Linked DNA regions of Homo sapiens: region 2 is linked to region 1. Evidence: chromatin contacts called from ENCODE Hi-C data. All regions are on one chromosome and are shown on one strand. Each heading gives the region's core, a stretch centred on a gene start or an enhancer-like site at or near the end of the contact. The rest is flanking DNA. Distances are from core to core; before and after follow the strand shown.

Region 1 (4,821 bases), core at 294-2,793:
CTTAGAGTGAAACACTGTGAAATCAAGTACCAGACATAAAAGAATAGTTCCAATATATGATAAAAAGTAGAAAGCATTTAGGCCAGGCGCGGTGGCTCACGCCTGTAATCCCAGTGCTTTGAGAGGCGGAGACAGATCACCTGAGGTCAGGAGTTCGAGACCAGCCTGGCTAACAAGGTGAAAATCCCGTCTCTGCTAAAAATACAAATTCACCGGGCATGGTGGCGCATGCCTTTAATCCCAGCCACTCGGGAGGCTAAGGCAGGAGAATCGCTTGAACCCTGGAGGCGGAGGTTGCAGTGAGCCGAGATCAAGCCACTGCACTCCAGCCTGGGTGACAGAGTGAGACTCCGTCTCAAAAAAATAAATAAATAAATAAAAGAAAGCAAAAGAAAGCATTTAAACCTCATAAGCTGAACAATACATTTAAGAGAAAATACTTTGAAAATTTTTTTTAAATCCAATAAATTATGGAATTACATTTAAGACAAGTTGAATACACGTCAAATTTAGAAAATGACACAAGCCACACACAAAAAAGGAGGGAATAATATTGTTAATGTCTGTTTGCAAAAGCAGCATACGGTGTCACAGTTTCTTCCCATTTCTTGACTCTCCTCAAGATCAGAGAAAGGGAAGAGGGTGAGCTGGAATTAACTGAGCTAAGTCAGTTAACCCTCTGGCTGAATAAGGGTTGCTTCTGATGTAATAATTAGAAAACGCAGAAGCCTCACACCGTAGTTTTGCAATTTTCATGCTCTTCTGCACAAACAATGAAGCAAATTTTAAATTAATTATAGAGCCATACATCAGTACTTCACAACTTAATGTTCCATATTAAATCAATCCACACTCACATGGATTTGGGTGCCCCCCCCTTTCTCCACCATTATGTGATTTTTTTCCCCCTCTCTATAAATGTTTCTCTTCCACCTTCTGTTTCTTTCCTTTTCTTTTTCCCATTTCGGCGTTTTCCTGTCCCTTTCTGCTCATTTGGCTTCCCTTCCTCTCCTTCTCTGACAGAGTGTTTGGCCCCATCCTGGTAGCATCCTTTTTTTCAGTCCCTGCTATTGTTTCTGATGGCTCTCTAATTTCGCGCATTTCTCCCTCTTTATCCTCCATTTCTGCTTCCCCTCTGTTCTCCCTGGAGAAGGGCGAAGGGTGTGTATCCACCCCGAGTGAGGGCTTTACCAGGGGGAGGGAAGAGGGAGTCAGAGAAGAGTTTTAAGCAGAGAAACGACGCGGTGGGCGGTCGGTGTCCACACTGACCTAAAGCAAAAAGGTCGGGGCCAGTACCCACTTCAGAACGATTTTAATCCGAAATGGACGCAGATCTCTAGACCCTCTCGGAGCGACGGGACTGGGAACGTCTTAGGGCCACGCCGCGAGAGGAATGAGCAGGTTCGGGGTTTTAACCTACAGGGCGACCCCAAAACCCGACAGCGGAGCGTGGGAACCTGTGGCCCGCGAGGCGCAGGCTTGAACCCGAAAGACGGAGACTCACCCGAGAGCGCCAGTAGCCCCGCGAGATCCGCTTCCGGGTCGGCAGGAACCTGCGCGTACGCGAGTGCACTGGGGCGGCGCAAGGGGCAAGGGCAGGGGCAGGGCGCGGACAACTGTGGGGATGGGCGGGCAAATGGCGGGGATGGGCGGGGACAATGGCGGGATGGGCGGGGACAATGGCGGGATGGGCGGGGCCTAGGGGTCGGACTGCCGGACCTCTCCTCGGCGCGTCCCAGCGACTTTTTTAGGCCTGTTTGTCGCCCAGCAGTACTCGATTCTTCACTTTTGGATTCCCTTGAATCTCTATGGTGTCCTTTGGAGCCTAGCTAAGTAAAAAATTAGAGACCTGTGGGCCCCTTATATTGGAATCGGAGCTTAAGATGGGAAAGGTTTGCTTGAAAACGTTTCTGCGAGCGATGGAGGCGCGTCCTGCGACGAGGCGGGAGGAGCGCTGGGACCTGGTGGATGGGAGAGGGCGACGGTATAAGGAAGCTCTTGGATCCAGGAACTTCTGAAATCCGGACGATTAAAATTTGTATTTAATTAAGCGAAAGCTGGAGTTGTCTGCGTAGGTGATGGAAACTGGAATGAGATGCATTTTTGTGCCTGTGCGGAGTGTACAATTTTATATTGACTTTCACTGGAACGTAATTTTTATTTCCGCTCCCCAGTCACCCAGGAGGCAGAGATGCACCATGGGCTGAGTTCCAGAGAATTTATGGGGTCAGACCCTGGGCGGTGGGGGGTGGAAGGCTGAGGCTTGGCTTTAAAAGAACGCAAAGTTCTGCTTGTATCGATCTAAATTTATTTTCCTTTATTATCCTAATGCACATTTCTTGAGATAAATTACAAATCCAAGTGCTGGATTTATTGGAGTTGGTATGTTGTGTTTTGTCTAAGTTATTAATTACTAATATACTATCGTTATTATTATTTTTATTATTATTTTGAGATGGAGTCTCTGTTTCCCAGGCTGGATTGTAATGGCGCGATCTCGGCTCACGGCAACCTACGCCTCCTGGGTCAAGCGATTTTCCTGCCTCAGCCTCCCGAGTACCTGGGACTACAGGCGTGTGCCACCATGCCTGGCTAATTTTTGCATTTTTAGTAGAGACGGGGTTTCACCACGTTAGCCAGGTTGGTCTGGGACCCCTGAGCTCATGTGATCCGCCCACCTGGGCCTCATGAAGTGCTGGGGTTATAGGCGTGAGCCACCGCTCCTGGCCTTTAGTCTGTAAAGTCTTTATTCTCAGTTATTTGGAAGAGTATTTTTAACATAATATGTGCTTGGCAATTCTCCTGGCCAACTGAATTGATTTCTCTTGGGCCCAGAGAGGAAACTTATTGACTGGAGGCTCCCCAAGAGAAGATGAGCCCATATGGGGGTATCTGAGTAAACCAAGGTCTATCCACTGTCTCTTTGGGTCTCTGTTTTCGTAACTGGGAATTACATCTGATAACAGGTGAAGGGTGAAAAAAAAATGAGAGTGCATTTTAGCATAAAAATACATATATGTTATTTACATATAAACATACACATATAAAAATTCTATTTATTTTACATATAAAAATACATATATGTATTTAAATTTTTTTTTTTTGAGACGGAGTCTCACCCGTACAGACGGGGTTTCACCGTATTAGCTACGATGTCTCGATCTTTTGACCTTGTGACCCACCCATCTTGGCCTCCCAAAGTGCTGGGATTACAGGTGTGAGCCACAGCGCCCAGCCTCTTTCTCTTTTCAATGTATTAAATGCACAAGATTCCATACTTTCAAATTCCATTTTGCAGAATTATTATATTTTCATAGGTTTCCCAAATCAAATATTAATTCAAGTTTCAGTTAGTTGTTTTAAAATAATAAATATATAGTTACATAATCTTTAAAATGATTCGTTTTCTAGCCTAAAATGCTTTATCACCTTTTATGTTTCATGTCTCATATTTTAGTGCACACTCTACCTAATGTTGTACATTAATTTCCGTGATGGGTGCCGTAGTATTTTTAGTCTTTGCAGACAGTGAAATGAGTGTTTCTGCTGGTATCTTAACATCTACTCACATTAAATACATTGGGTCATATGAAATTATTTAGTGCCTATTATAACTTATCAAGACCTATGAATATTCACTCATAAGTTATATTGATATGTAGAATAAATACTTTGACAAAAATAGGAAATTATCAAACCAAATTTATAAAGTGAACATGACAAATATTTATACATATGTAGGTGTGCGTGTATGTATGTGTGTGTGTATATGTATATATATGTGTGTATAGATATATAAAGGACACAACTAGGCAACTATTATAGCGTAGTAGTGAACACCAATGTTACTGCAACCAGGCTACTCACGTTCAAATCTTCACTCTTCTGGTATTTAAATGAGTCACCTAATCTCCTTGTGCTTAAACTCTTTTAGAGTTGGTGAAAGGAGAATAATATGAATTCCTACCTCATGGAGTTGTGAATATTAAATGTCAGAATAGGTACAGCATTTATAAAAGTCACTCATACATTGTAGGTGCTGTAAAAAGAAATACACGAAATGGGAAATTTGTTAACAATATATCTCTCTATATATTTCACTTTTAATATTCAGGGGGAAGAAATCGTCATAAGTGAAAGGTTATTTTCCATGAAAATGTGGCCCACAACTCGTGTTGCCATGCAGAACCTTCTGCTTACTCAATATTGAGTGCTGGAAAATGACAGAATGGCCTCTGTGGACCTGAAAATTGGAATGATCTTCCTATTTGTGGGCAGCAAGCCACCCAGCTGCCGAGGCAAGAGACCGAGGGCACGAGCTGTTCCAGCATAATAAAATATATAAAACAACAAGAGTTATATTAGATCTAGATCATAGACATGATTATATATGAATATCATTAATCATTAGTTGGTAGCAATTACTCTTATTCCAATATTATAATAATCCTCGCTCTATAATCATAACCTAGGAAAAGCCAGGCCATACAGAGATAGGAGCTGAGGAGACATAGTGAAAAGTGACCAGAAGACAAGAGCGCGAGCCTTCTGTTACGCCCAGACAGGGCCACCAGAGGGCTCCTTGGTCTAGGGGTAACGCCAGCGTGTGGGAAGACGCCCGTTGCCAAGTGGACCGTGGTCTAGCGGTAGCGTTAGTGTCAGGGAAAAACACCCGCTATTTAGCAGACCGGGAAAGGGAGTCTCCCTTTCCCTGGGGGAGTTTAGAGAAGACTCTACTCCTCCACCTCTTGTGGAGGGCCTGACTCAGTACCACCTGCAGTTATCCAGAGGCCTGTCTCCCTGTGATGCTGTGCTTCAGTG
Region 2 (6,510 bases), core at 2,800-5,299, 990 kb before region 1:
TCAAGTGATTCTCCTGCCTCAGCCTCCTGAGTAGCTGGGATTACAGGCACCCGCCACAACACCCAGCTAATTTTTTTGTGTGTTTTTGGTAGAGATGGGTTTTCACCATGTTGGCCAGGCTGGTGTCGAACTCCTGACCTCAAGTGATCCGCCCACCTTGGCCTCCCAAAGTGCTGAGATTACAGGCATGAGCCACCGCGCCCGGTTGAGTCATACTATTGTTAAAGGCCATGTGGTAATTTTGAGTTTGTGGCTTTTATGAGCAATGAATAGTCCTACCTATATAAACTATGTAACTTATCTTTTGTTGATATATATATGAATTTGTGATGGATAAATTCATAGAAGTGAAATTATTGAAGCATAAATTGACATCTGGTAGGCTTATGTAGCTGCTACCAAACAGTTTTCCAAAATGTTTGTATCCATTTCAGCACCCACCAGCAGCGCATGAGTTCTTGGTTTATTCACAACCTTGCCACACTTAATATTTCCTGTCATTTTCTTTTTTCTTTTTTCTTTTTTTTTTTGAGACAGAATCCCATTCTGTCGCCCAGGCTGGGGTGCAATGGTATGTTCTCAGCTCACTGCAACCTCTGCCTCCTGGGTTCAAGGGATTCTCCTGCCTCAGCCTCCCTAGTAGCTGGGATTACAGGCGCACGCCACCACGCCTGGCTAATTTTTGTATTTTTTGTAGAGATGGGGTTTCACCATGGTGGTCTTGAACTCCTGACCTCAGGTGATCCACCTGCCTTGGCCTCCCAAAGTATGGGATTACAGGCGTGAGCCACAGTGCCCTGCCTAATTTTTTGAATTAGCTGAAATTTTCTTTTGGCCAATATTAAGGTCACTGGTGAATATTCTATGCATGCCTTATAGGGATAAATACGAAATAAAAATGAGAGCCTGCATTCCTCCTTTGAAAATATGGCAAGGCATTTCTCTTCCTCCTCTTTTTGTCAGAATATTTACCTTAGAAAACTTGTGAGTACTTTCTCCCGAAATGTTTATTTTTAGAAACTAAATAAACCTTTTGTCAGCATAATGACCTAGGGATATCTTTCTCAAGGACTTGGGAGACATCTCTTTCAAATGTCAACATCACTAGAGATAGCACCTGTATCTCTCTGTTTCTGTGGGTTGGTAGGAGCCTATCTACAGTGGGTACCTGGCTCCATTTTGTAAAACTACCACCTGTTGTAAACATATAAGTTAGGGTTTTCCCCCCTGCTTCTGAATAAAGCTAATTGGCTAACATAGATGGTCTCCCCAATTACCATGTAAGGTCAGGATGAACAATGTATAAGCAATAGCGCAATCAAGTTTTTGAGGCTAATCAGTGCTTATCTCAAAAACCAGTCTATAATGGGTTGTATAGAAATTATTCTTTTTCCTATCTCCTAACGGATTGCCTCTATTGCGTATGATATTCCTGTTAAATGTTTATTCATCAATAAAATTGTTGGCCAGGTGCAGTGGCTCACACCTGTAATCCCACTTTGGGAGGCCGAGGTAGGAGGATCACTTGAGGTCAGGAGTTTGGGACCAGCCTGGTCAACATGGTGAAACCCTATCTCTGCTAAAAATACAAAAACTTAGCTGAGTGTGGTGGCACGCGCCTGTAATCCCAGCTACTCAGAAGGCTGAGGCAGGAGAATCACTTGAACCTGGGAGGCGGAGGTTGCAGTGAGCCGAGATTGTGCCACTGCACTCCAGCCTGGGTGACAGAGCGAGATCCTGTCAAAAAAAAACAAAAACCAAAAATGTCCATGCTGATCCCTTGAAAATTTTAGAAGCAACAAACTCCCCATATACATAATGGGTTTATAACTTTAAGCTATAATCAGCTTATCCTCTACTTTTTAGTTTCATGAAAAGCTCTGCAATCAACTCATTTCTTTGCTTCAGATCATAAAAGTCAATGCTAAAAGTTGTTTCGTGGCAACATAGCTATTTAGCAATATTGTGTAATATAGACATCTATCTTGTACAGATCCCAAAATCTATCCCAGATACTGCATCTTCAAAAAATAATGCTGACCTAGGCCACCATGGAGTGTGCCTGGAGTCCTAGCTACTTAAGTGGCTGAGGCAAGAGGATGTCTTGAGCCCAGGAGTACATATGCAGCCTGGAAAACACAGTTAGACCCTGTCTCTAAAAAATAATAATAATAATCGAAGTAAAATATGCTGATATGGGCCGGGTGCGGTGGCTCGCGCCTGTAATCCCAGTGCTTTGGGAGGCCAAGGTGGGCGGATCACGAAGTCGGGAGTTCGAGACCAGCCTGGCCAACATGGTGAAACCCCGTCTCTACTAAAAATACAAAAAATTAGCTGGGCATGGTGGCAGGCGCCTGTAATCTCAGCTACTCGGGAGGCTGAGGCAGGAGAATTGCTTGAACCCGGGAGGCAGAGGTTGCAGTGAGTGGAGGCCATGCCACAGCACACCAGCCTGGGCAACAGAGCGAGACTCCAACTGAAAAAAATAAAAATAAAAAATGCTGATATGTCATCTCGTATCCATCTTTGTGACATATCACTATATCCTCATTTTAACCTGCTAATATTTTAAATATGTTCATTTTCATATCTAAACATGATCATACTTCAAGATGGATGAAGGGATCCAAAAATAGGGATATAAGGCCGGGTGCGGTGGCTCACGCCTGTAATCCCAGCACTCTGCAGGCCAAGGTGGGCAGATGATCACCTGAGGTCAGGAGTTTGAGACCACCCTGGCCAACATGGCAAAACCCCATCTCTACTAAAAATCCAAAAATTAGCCAGGCGTGGTGGCACGCGCCTGTAATCCCAGCTACTCGAGAGCCTGAGGCAGGAGAATTGCTTGAACCCAGGAGGTGGAGGTTGCAGTGAGCTGAGATCGTGCCATTGCACTCCAGCTTGGATGACAGAGTTAGACTCTGTCTTAAGAAAAAAAAAGTTGGGGGGGTGAGATATCAGAGAAAAGCATACTTATTAGTACCTGTTAATTCAAAAATATTGCCATAAAATTATTGCCGGCAGACGTAAGGCTATTTAAAATTTGATAATCTAGTTTTACTTCTATCAGGGTTCTATAAAAGAATAATCGGCCTACCAAATACACTTAGAATTACTGCAGAGTTATTCTTTAGATCAATAAATACAATTGTCTTCTGAAGACTATTTTAAGGGCTTTGTTATCTACAGGGGCCAGTACATTGAAGAAGAGAAAACAAACAAGATTTAAGAGATTATAATTTTTAAAATAAAAAGTATGTTTACTTATTACTTTCAGAATGCACCTAAAGTGAATCTGAAATTACAGTATTTTTAGAAAATATTGACCTAAGCCTCAGCCTCCCAAGTAGCTGGGATTATAGGCGTGTGCCATCACGCCCGGCTAATTTTTGTATTTTTAGTAGAGACGGGGTTTCTCCATTTTGGTCAGGCTGGTGTCGAACTCCTGACCTCCAGTGATACGACCGCCTCGGCCTCCCAAAGTGCTGGGATTACAGGCGTGAGCAACCGTGCCCGGCCTCTATTGCTTTTTTAAAAGCAATAGCTGGTGACCTGACTTCTCACCGGCCTTAGCACTCCACGCCCCAGATGTGGCCCAGGAAACTCTTTGGAACTCTCTACTCCAGAGTGAATGGGGAATAGAAATGGAGAGGATTTCTATGCTATTCTGTGGGGCGTCAGCGTGAAATTACACATTCTGCACAGGTTGAGTTTGCATATTGTATTTTAGTTTGCATTCCTTTCACAGACAATTTAAGGGATTTTCAATTAAATTTCTAAATTTTAATTGAATTCCTTAATTTTAATTGTGGGAACTTTCCTGGATCCAAACAACAGACGTTGACCCTCCTAGTGAGATCCCAGGTCACAAACCGTGGAGCGGCTCCAGCCTGACTGGCAAGTGTGGCTTGCAAAACGCGGAAAACCGAGACACGCCCAGAGATAGGAGGAGGGAAGTGCAGGCCCCGTCCAATAAGTATTCAGGCCCCGCCCGCCACGTCGCTGGCCACGCCCCGGCCCGGCCTCTCCGTTCGCGCGCAGCCGCCTGCAGACCCGGAAGTGGATGGCGTGGAGATATGGCGCAACTGCGGCGCGTGAGTTTTCCTTTGTTTAGATTAAGTGTTCGCTTAGCGGTGCCCTCACGCTTCTGTACCCGGGATGTGGGGGGCGGTACAGACCTTGAAATCCCCGCACCGCTCTCTCCACCCCGAGTAAATTCATGCGTCCCGTCAGAGTGTTAAAATCGCCCTAGGGCTGGTTCTGTCTCCGGTCGTTCTGCCGTAGGGCTGCGTAGGCAGCTGCTTTCGCGCCGTTTTCCTGCTTAAAACCCTTCAGTGACCCCTCCGCCAGCCCCGCGCCACGTAAAGTCCCCGCCTGCGAGGCGGATCCACGCCCTCCGGGTCCCAAGCCTCGTCCTTGTCGGCCCCTGGGGCGCAGCGCCGCAGCCGCCATTCGGGAGGGGCCGCGTCCTCTGCCTGGTCTGGGGATTCTGCAGACCCCACCCCTGATCTGCCTGCCGCCGTAGTCCTCCTTGGGCCGTTCCCTTCTGTCCCCAGGCCTTTTCGCAGTCACGGCTTCTCCGGATCCTGTGTTGGGGGAGGTGGCCGGGACCTATCTCAGGGCACCCAGTGTTCTTCCGTCCCAAATTCCTCCCATTGGAAACTGTGCTCTTGAGGAGGTGGGTATTTTATTCCAGTCCCCTCCCTGTGAATGTGAAGTGAAAGAGAGATGGAGAGCGAGGTAGAGGAAACAGAAAAATTTAGAGAGAAAATAATGAGGAAGATCCATAACAAGACGGCAACGCAGAGGGAGGGTGAGAGATTTGCAAAGTGAAAGAAGCACCCCAGGAAGTAGCAGGGAGAGAAAAGCAACTCGAGAAATGTAGAGAAAAGTTCTATTTCTAGACAGATGAAGGACAGCAAGGTAGGGAGAGGGGCAGCAAAGCGGGAGGCTCCTCAGACAAAGTTGGGGAGAGGAGGAGGGATTTGGAGCCAGGGCAGACCGAGCAGCGTGGTGCTGGCACAGCAAGAGGGGGCAGCCGGTGACAAGGAGGGCAAAGGGAGAACCACCCCAGAGATCTGGGGTTGCCAGACAGTAGGGACAAGGGGGCGTGACAGAGAAGAGGGAATTTAACAGGAGGAGCACAGATGGGAGAAGAAAGAGGCAGAAATATATGGAGATTGGAGACAATCAAAAGATTGGAGAGAAAGAGCAACAAGAGGAAAAAAATTGCAAGATGGAGCAGATGAAGTGGAAAAGAAGGAATAGAGGGAAGAAGGGGAGAAACTGCGGGAGAGGAGAGGGGCTCAAAATCTCGGCTCACTGCAACCTTAGCCTCCTGAGTTCAAGCGATTCTCCTGCCTCAGCCACCCGAGTAGCTGGGACTACAGGCGCCCGCCAGCTCGCCTGGCCAATTTTGTATTTTTAGTAGAGACAGGGTTTCACCGTGTTGGCCTGACGGGTCGTGAACTCCTGAGACCTCAGGTGATCTGCCCACCTCGGCCTCCCATAGTGCTGGGATAACAGGCTTGAGCCACCTTGCCCGGCCTCCTCACATTTTATTAATTTGCTGGAATGGTTCCCAGAACTCAGAGAAAATTTTACTTAGGTTTACTATCAGTTATAAAGGTTATTACAAAGGATACAGGTGGAAGAGCCATCCTAGCAAATCAAAATAGAGGAGTGTGTTTTGGAAACCGTTAATTTTATCCATATCTGAGGTGAGGGGCAGTCTTGTGGGACTGAGTCCTTAACTGGGATCTGATTCTATCTCCAGGTAGATACTATCAAAATTGAGTTAAATTGTGGGTCATCCAGCTGGGAGTGTGCCAGAGAACTGGTCAGTATGCGGAAAAACACGTGCACATTTCCATCTCAACCAGTAAAGGGAAGAGATCTCCAACCGGCCCACCCACCTGTCTCAGGGCCTGTGATCTCTACTCAGTAGTAACTGGGAATGGTCTGTCCCTCCCCCTGGCTGTTGCTGACCCTGCGATTGTGCACCAGGTGCCAGCCCTACTCACAGTCTCAGGACAGTGTGACATCCTTCCTCTGGCATCACCAATATTTACTTCAAGGGATTACTTTGGTTAGTGCACCCACATGGAGGTATTGTCCATGAAAACACACACAGACACACTGGCTGGGTGCGATGGCTCACGCCTGTAATCCCAGCACTTTGGGAGGCCAAGGCGGGTGGATCACTTATGGCCAGGAGTTCCAGACCAGCCTGGCCAGCACGGTGAAACCCCATGTCTACTAAAAATACAAAAATTAGCTGGGTGTGGTGACACGTACCTGTATTCCCAGTTACTCCGGAGGCTGAGGCAGGAGAGTCACTTGAACCCAGGAGGTGGAGGTTGCAGTGAGCCGAGATGGAGGTTGTAGTGAGCTGAGATCATGCCACCGCACTCCAGCCTGGGTGACAAGAGTGAGACTGTCTCAAAAAAAAAAAAAAAAAAAAAGCACAGATGAAGCCTTCATTTTCTTGCCACTCCTCCATGATTAAAA

Evidence for each region. A loop is a pair of places that touch in the nucleus more often than their neighbours do. Pooled maps may share reads with other maps.
Region 2: a loop to region 1 is called in a pooled map, with 6 times the contacts of the local background. The contact joins the promoter of ZNF766 here to the promoter of ZNF677 in region 1. A Hi-C loop is called at or near these places in 4 of 50 pooled maps.

The regions. Positions count from the first base shown.
Region 1 is chr19:53,253,330-53,258,150 of GRCh38, forward strand. It overlaps ZNF677 (zinc finger protein 677), which reads right to left and starts at 1,544. Exons shown (of 5, transcript NM_182609.4): 1 at 1,505-1,544.
Region 2 is chr19:52,265,538-52,272,047 of GRCh38, forward strand. ZNF766 (zinc finger protein 766) reads left to right here and starts at 4,050. Exons shown (of 4, transcript NM_001010851.3): 1 at 4,050-4,094. The coding sequence starts at 4,077. LOC124904763 (a long non-coding RNA gene) reads right to left here. Exons shown (of 4, transcript XR_007067331.1): 3 at 6,298-6,436; 4 at 3,707-4,704. RefSeq lists enhancers at 3,791-4,336, 4,259-4,553, 4,987-5,056 and a silencer at 3,847-4,076.